Regions from separate parts of the Homo sapiens genome. Here region 2 is linked to region 1. Evidence: read pairs that join two places in POLR2A ChIA-PET (ENCODE). Cell type or tissue: GM12878. All regions are shown on one strand.

The links. Peaks named below come from ENCODE experiments on the same cell type or tissue, not always from the same donor. Only the 100,000 strongest peaks of a DNase experiment are listed, where the experiment ranks them.
Region 2: POLR2A ChIA-PET joins it to region 1 with 5 read pairs; 1 of 35 experiments calls an interaction of 5 or more read pairs at or near these places.

What each region holds. Positions count from the first base shown.
Region 1 is chr20:36,841,219-36,845,218 of GRCh38, forward strand. All of the region lies in intron 1 of MTCL2 (microtubule crosslinking factor 2), which reads right to left. Among named protein-coding and RNA genes, the nearest start is that of MTCL2, 20 kb to the right of the region's middle. RefSeq lists an enhancer at 442-501. In GM12878, a CTCF peak has its summit at 2,091; DNase peaks (open chromatin) are centred at 916 and 2,283; H3K27ac peaks cover 3,818 bases.
Region 2 is chr20:37,306,448-37,310,447 of GRCh38, forward strand. The region is part of intron 2 of MANBAL (mannosidase beta like); the gene reads left to right. Among named protein-coding and RNA genes, the nearest start is that of MANBAL, 19 kb to the left of the region's middle. In GM12878, no CTCF peak of the experiment used is centred here; a DNase peak (open chromatin) is centred at 2,434; H3K27ac peaks cover 2,169 bases.

The DNA of each region.
Region 1 (4,000 bases):
GCTACTCGGGAGGCCGAGGCATGAGAATCACTTGAACCTAGGAGGCAGAGGATGCAGTGAGCCGAGATTGCACCATTGGGTGACAGAGTGAGACCCTATCTCCAAGAAAAAAAAACAAAAACAAACCTCAGATACTGTTAAGTGCTATAAAGACAAAGCCAAAATGAAACCAAACAACATGAGTTATATGATAGGGTGAGGGGGGGTGCTATGTTAGGGGACATGATCAGGGAGGCCATCTCTACAAAAGAGACATTTGAGCTGAGACAAGAAGGAACAGCCGAGAAAGCTAGGGGGAGAGGTTATTCCAGGCAGAGGGAACAGTGTGTGCCAAGGCTCAGAGGCAGGAAAGAGCTCAGTGTGTCAAGGTACAGCAAGGAGGCCAGGGCAGCTACTGGGTTAATTTGAGGCTGAGGAAACTGACAGGAGTCAACCACATGGTACTGTGAAGGGCCAAATAGAATTTGGGTTTGGGATTTGTTTGCTTGCTTTTGTTTTGAGATGGGGTCTCACTCTGTCACCCAGGCTGGAGTGCGGTGGCAAAATCTCAGCTCGCTGCAACCTCTGCCTCCCAGGCTCAAGCCACCCTCCCACCTTAGCCTCCCAAGTAGTTGGGACCAAAGACACACAACCCCACATCGGGGGTGGGGGGTGGGGTGTGTGTGTGTGTGTGTGTGTGTGTGTGTGTGTGTGTGTGTGTATACAGGGTTTTGCCATGTTGCCCAGGTTGCTCATGAACTGAGCTCAAGCAATCTGCCTAGCTCAGCATCCCAAAGTGCTGGGATTACAGGCATAAGCCACCATGCCTGGCCTGGGTTTGGGTTTTAAGCAGAGAGGGTAAGAGTATGACCTCACTTCCTGAAGGCAGCTTCTGCTACCGCTGTCATCAGCTTCCAGCTGTTCCTCACTTCTCCTTTGTAATCATTATTAGCAAATTTGCAATTCTATGTTTAATAGTTTGTCTCCCAGCCAAACCATGAGTGCCTGGAGGCAACCCCATTTGGCCTAGCAGGTGGTAGCCTCCCAACAAATATTAACTGAATGGATGCATGCATGTTTAGTCAGGTCAAAAACAACAAAAAAGACATACGAATGTGCAACAATCATTAGATACTAAGTGTAAGGGGGAGGGAAGTAGAATTACGCAGAAGAAATGCATAATTATTATGTCTCATACAAATGTGAAAACCTAGTCACAAATGGGAATGATAATACCTACTCTTAATGTGACCGAATGATTTAAATAAGATTGTATACTAAGAAGGGAAACTGGCCAGGTGCGGTGGCTCACGCCTGTAATCCCAGCGCTTTGGGAGGCCAAGGCGGTCAGATCGCCTGAGGCCAGGAGTTCAAGACCAGCCTGGCCAACATGGTGAAATCCCGTCTCTACTAAAAATACAAAAATTAGCCAGGCATGGTGGTGGGCACCTGTAATCCCAGCTACTCGGGAGGCTGAAGCAGGAGAATCATTTGAACCTGGGAGGCAGAGGTTGCAGTGACCCAAGATCATACCACTGCACTCCAGCCTGGGCAGCAGAGCGAGCCTCTGTCTCACAAAATAAAAAAAAAGAGAAACAGAGTCACCAGGGATGAATGACCTGCTAAAGGCATCCCTGAGGAGCCAGGGGAAGCACCGAGGATGGCAGTGATGGAAGCAGGGGTGGGGGGTCCAAGGGGCAAGAAGGCCTCTGTGGGCCCTGGAGAGGGCAGATCTGGAGAGCCGGATTCCTCAGCTCTCCCTACCCGTCTTTCCCCAAAGAAAACGGAAAGGAAGGGACTGGGAAGTGGGGTCTCGTATTCCTCCCTCCTCATGCTGCCACTGGGAGGAGGGAGTGTCCACTCTGCTCCCGTCAGAGGGACACCTCTGGCTTCTGTCCGAGCACCCCTCACCACACCCTCGCTGGGGCTGGGAGGAAGGGGGATCTGATTTTGTGCCTGTGAAAGGAACAAACATGGGGTTCTCTCTCTTCACTCCTGCCTGCCCAGATGGGGAGGACTGCTCTGCTCTTCCAATGGTCAGCCTGGTAGGATGGCTCCCTGTGAGGAAGGGGGTACGACTGGGGTTGCCAGCGCCCCCTGAGGCTGGATGGATTTAACTCAGAGTCAGGGTTAGGGAGCCCTGCCCTCCAGGCCAGTTCTCACAAGCTCGAGAGGTTTTCCTGCCCATCGGTTTGACTCCTGGGGCTGCAGAGAACAGTCACTTTGCCAGCCCCCCACCCCCACCTCCACCCTCATAGACTCACCACCCCACCAGCATACCACGTGGACAGAACCAGAGTGGAGAGGAGGAAGTGGAACAGTAAATGATCACACCAGTTAAAAAAATGAGGAAGTGAAGGATCCACGCGCTGTTTCAGGCAGCCGGTGAAGGAAGCATGAAGGAAAGATCACTCAGGAAGTGCAAGCCGGTAGGCTAGGCCAGCCTCCAGATGGATCTGTGTTCAAATCCTAGCCATGCCGGTTACCAGCACCTCACTTATTATCTCTAGAAAGTTAAAATGACAGGATATGGTGATGGAAAGAATAGGAGGGTCTAAGTGGACCCCAAGCTCAGGTTGAACCAAGGGGAAATGCACACAACCCTATGATGCTGGGCTACATTAACAAATGCATGACATTTAGATCATGGGAGGTAACATCTCTTACACAAGATCACACCCAGAGCACTAGAGTCATTTTTGGAAATCATTTTTTTTAACTTTTAAATGACTGATTTTCTTATTTATAAAACAGGCCAGGTCGGGCACGATGGCTCACGCCTGTAATCCCAGCACTTTGGGAGGCCAAGGCCGGCAGATCACGATGTCAGGAGTTTGAGACCAGCCTGGCCAACATGGTGAAACCCCATCTCTACTAAAAATATAAGAATTAGCCGGGCGTGGTGGTGCACGCCTGTAATCCCAGCTATTCAGGAGGCTGAGGCAGGAGAATTGCTTGAACCCAGGAGGCGGAGGTTGCAGTGAGCTGAGATCATGCCACTGCACTCCAGCCTGGGTAACAGAGCGAGACTCTGTCTCAGAAAAAAATAAAATAAAATAAAATAAAATAAAGCACTGGCAGGGCACAGTGGCTCACCCCTGTAACCCCAGCACTCTGAGAGGCTGAGGCAGGAGGATCACTTGAGCCCAGGAGTTGAAGACCAGCCTGGGCAACACAGTAAGACCTCATCTCTACAAAAAAAAAATAATAATAATAATAATAATAACAACAATAATAATAATGTATTACATCCAAATAGGCCGTGACTTTAAAAATGGCTATCATTGGCCAGGTGCGGTGGCTCATGCCTGTAATCCCAGCACTTTGGGAGGCTGAGGTGGATGGATTACCTGGTCTGGTAGTGCACCTGTGGCCCCAGCTACTTGGGAGGCTGGGGTGGGAGGATTGTTTGAGCCCAGGAGGTTGGGGTTCTGTTGAACTATGATTGCACCACTGCACTCCAGCCTGGGTAACAGAGCAAGAACCTGTCTCTAAAAGTAAAACATGATCATAGAGACAGTTTTGAAAATAGAGAAAACAGGCCAGGTGCAGTGGCTCACGCCTGTAATCCCAGCACTATGGGGAGACCGAGGCGGGCGGACCATTTGAGGTCAGGAGTTCGAGACCAGCCTGGGCAACTTGGTGAAACCCTGTCTTTACTAAAAATATAAAATTAGCCAGGCATGGTGGCAGGTGCCTGTAATACCAGCTACTAAGGCAGGAGAATTGCTTGAACCCAGGAGATGGACATTGCAGTGAGCTGAGATCACACCACTGCACTCCACCCTGGGTGACAGAGCAAGATTCTGTCTCAAAAAAAAAAAAAAAAGAAGAAGAAGAAGAAGAAAAGAAAAAGAAAACATAATCCATGCATAATTACAATACCTGAATTACAGTGGCTCTCAAAGTGCAGTTCCTGGACCAGTAACATCAGCATCACTGGTGAATTTGTGAGAAATTCTCATGTCCCAACCCAGACTTGCTGAATCAGAAACTCCTAGGGTGAGCCCCCCAAGGGATT
Region 2 (4,000 bases), 470 kb after region 1:
CCTTTTCATAGTAGGAGCAAGAGTCAATTTGTAAAATCAAAAACCAAGTCCCTAGAATCGTAAGCCAAATGAAAAGGTTTTCTCATTGGCAACTCATTAAACTCAGACCTAAGAAAACAAACATTTGTTTGAGCCTGATGGAGGCGTGGGCCACACTTAATCCAAGCATTTTCTTGTAGGCTGGATTCTAAAATAGAAGATAGTAGGTCCTAGTACCATTTCCATCTAGTCCAGGTTAGCTGGTAAGTTTCATCTCTCATGCCAAGTCTGATCAATTGCTTGGTGGCCATGGTGAAAAGGATTCTGGGGGCTGCTGCTTTGCTCTGGAGGAAAGAAATTGATCAATGATGTCTGTTTGCTGTGAGCTGGGATTAGAGAATGACAGTGCCGGTCCTTGGACTGGCCAATGATTCTCCACAAGGCTGCACATAGAACCATCTGGGGAACTTTCAAAGGCCTAGACCACACCCAGAGATTCTGATTCAGTTGTTCTCTGAAGCCTTGGATCAGTATTTTCTTTTTATTTATGTTTTTGAGACAGGGTCTTGCTCTATTGCCTAGGCTGGAGTGCAGTGGCACAATCGTAGCTCACTGCAGTCTCGACCTGGACTCAAGTGATCCTCCCGTCCTCTGCCTCCTCAGTAGCTGGGACTACAGGTGTGCTCCACCACACCTGGCTAATTTTTAAATAATTTTTTTGTAGAGACACGGTTTCACTATGTTGCCCAGGCTGGTCTTGAACTCCTGGGCTCAGGTGATTCTCTCACCTTGGCCTCCCAAAGTGATGGGATTACAGGCATGAGCCAGTGTGCCCGGCTTGGATCAGTATTTTTTTAAAGTGTCCAGGTGATTGTAATATGCAGCCACTACTCAAGTCTTTAGATAATTTCCCTCAAACACAAACCAATTTTAGGAGGACAGGATATGTTCAGTTCTTAGATGTGTTAAGTTTGAAATAATAGCAAAATGTTCCGTGTGGGAAAGGAAAGGCGAGCAAGAAGTTGGGAATAGAGACCTGACAATTATTTTATTAACAGAGCATTATGATGCCTGTAAACCCAGCACGTGGGAGGCTGAGGTGGGCGGATCACTTGAGGTCAGGAGTTCAAGACCAGCCTGGCCAACATGGTGAAACCCTGTCTCTACTAAAAATGCAAAAACTAGCCAGGCGTGGTAGTGTGTACTTATAATCCCAGTTGCTAGAGAGGCTGAGGCAGGAGAATCCCTTGAACCCGGGAGATGGAGGTTGCAGTGAGCTGAGATTGTGCCACTGCACTCCAGCCTGGGCGACAGAGCGAGACTCCATCTCAAAAAAAAAAAAAAGGAAACCAAACAAATACAGCATTATTACTTGAAACCCAAGAATGAGTTGCTGAGTTTTGCAAGGGAAATGAAGATCCAGGAAAGACGTGAACTTGGAGCATACCCAACCTGTTGAAGTAGTTTCCGTGCAATGTAGATAGACTGAGAAGGTGCGGGTGCTGTCCTAGAACCCAAGAGCAGGAGCGCCGCAGGGCCTCCGGAAGTGGTGGGAACTGGGACTTACTGCTCCTCACTGGCATGCCCTCTGCCTCCCTTCCTGTCTCCCTCCTGTCTTTTGCTTTTCTAACTAGGACCCTGCTTCTCTGCTTGCTGGCCCTGTGGTGAGATGCAGCACAGCCACTAAACACAACCATGCCTTCCTGCTGGTCTCAGTTCCAGCATCCCCAGGGAAGGAACTGTGGCTGACCCAGCTTGGGACAGCTGTGGCCAGTGGAGGGGAGGGGAGGGTTCTGTGGAGTGACCTCTGAGTGAGGATGGGAAGGTCCATTCCCACAGGGGGACTGCTAGGCAGACAAAGCTGGGGTCTCCCTTTCTCTCCCTCTCTCAAGTGACAGGCAGAGCAGTGGGCAGGAGACCAGGAGAGTGTGGCCTCCCTGAAGTCCACCGAGTGGTTCATGGAGAGCACATGTGACACCAGTTCCCTGGAGAGGATTGGGGAAAGCCAGCCTAGTCTGACACCACCACTGTGTTCCAGCTGCCGTCCTTCAGAGTTGGGTTTCAGTAGAAGAAAGTTCTCAATAGGGAGTTCCTGGCTTTCTAGGGAAGTCCTGGGATAGGTTTGAGGGGTCTGTGATCCCCCTCAAATTGTGTACAAGAATGTGAGGTTTTATATGCCTAGGCACATTTTCTGGGGGAGATGGTCCATAGCCTCTCTACATGGAGTGCAGTGGGAAGTGGGGGACAGGTTTCTTCTCAAGGTGGGGAGCCTGTCTTCCTCCTCCCCATAACCCTCCTCCAAGCCTCTTCCGGATCGATTTCTACACAGAGTGTTGATTCAGCCAGATAAGGTGCACGAAGGTAACTAAGCAAGTGGGTGTAGACTTTGAGTTCAGCAACTTGTGTGGCAGATAGTCAGTCATACACGGTAGTGAATCAGAAACTCTCCTAGTTTCAGTGTTGACTATTCTCATCTGTTCATATGCTTATAGTGCATCTCGTCAGCTCACAGCCAGCTGCCTGCTTCTAGAAGGCAGGTCCTTTCACTTCTACTCTGCCATGTTTGTTGATTGCCACCGTCTCATATTAGTGGGGACTCTTCCTGTTGCAAGTTCAGAAACAGCTCCAGCAGCTTCCCCGAATGGAAACAGTATTGGCTCTTGGAACTGGGAATTTCAAAGGACAGCTGGATTTAGGGGTTCAAGGGGTCTCCAGGGCTTCATGTGTCTCTCTCTCTCCTGGCTTTCCTGGGAGTGCTGGCTTCCTTCCTAGGCCCTTGTTCTGTGTTGGGAAAGATGGCTGCAGCAGCCACAGTCAGTGCCCTTATCAGTCGGGATTGACAGGTGAGAGAAGCCATTTCTCTGCCTCTCCTCACCTTCTGAGTCTCATGGAAGGCCTCTCCTTGGCCACATACACCTTGTCTCACAGGTGGGAAGCAGGAATGAGTGCTGTCTCTGGCCAGGCCACATTTAGCTGCCTACTCTTGTGACCCCAGTGACTGAGAGTCCCCCAGACCCCCATGGGATAGGGAAAGGGCAGGGTCCCCATGGAAAAGAGGTGCTGGGAAGACAGACAGCCGGTGGCCAGCATTGCGATCTAGTGGAGGACTCGCCACGGGCGATGGTGAGAGTGGTGGCTTTCAATATGATGCCCGTGGAGACTTCACAACCAACCAGAAAGCCCTGCAGTGTTTAGACCCCTGATGATGTTTTGGCTCATCAGTATGGTGAGCCACCTGCACCTACTGCACCACAGGTGGCTCATTCCTGTGGTGCAGTAGGACAGTGGCCTAGAAGGTCAGGACTCTTCTGGAAAATTTTGCACAAGGGTCTTGATTTTAAACGAGGCCGCTAGTTGCCAGTGAGGCCTGCCGTAAATAAATAATGAGCCCCAGGCAAGCATCCACCCATTCTCAACACCTCAGGACACAGACTCACAGAAGCAACTGTGCATTTCTGCTCTGTGTGGTTTTAAAGCTTGGGAGGAGGTTGCAGTTGAATTGAGAGGCAGGCTGTTTTTTACTTAATGACCCGTTCTGGAGAGATTGCCGTGTGATGAGGGTATAAACATGCTTCCACCAGCCTGTGGTCTGGAGATGTGTACCGACCGGTTCTTGGGAGAGACGGCTGGACACACAAGGAGCCACAGAGCAGCCAGTGGGGAGGGCCAGCATAGTCGTGCTGAATTGTGTCTGGAATGAGCTCCCAAGGCTGTTCTTTCTAATCACAGTTCTCCCCGCCTGCCAAGCGCATCCTGGACTCCGTGTCTCCGTTTGCCTTGTTGAGTCCACATGGATGGCCTTCCTTGCTCTCTGTTTCAGCCAGTCCTATCTTTCCTCAAGGCCACTGCTAGTTTCATCTCTGCGAGGCCTTCTCAGCTCCCACCCTGTCTCAGGCCCTCATGGCCCGCTGGGATGGGCAGCACCTTCAGCGTTAAGCAGACTGGTCTGAGTGCTGACCTGCTTTTAGTCTGCCTCCGTCATCAGAAGAGGATATTCCTGCCTAACTCCATTGTTCTTAGA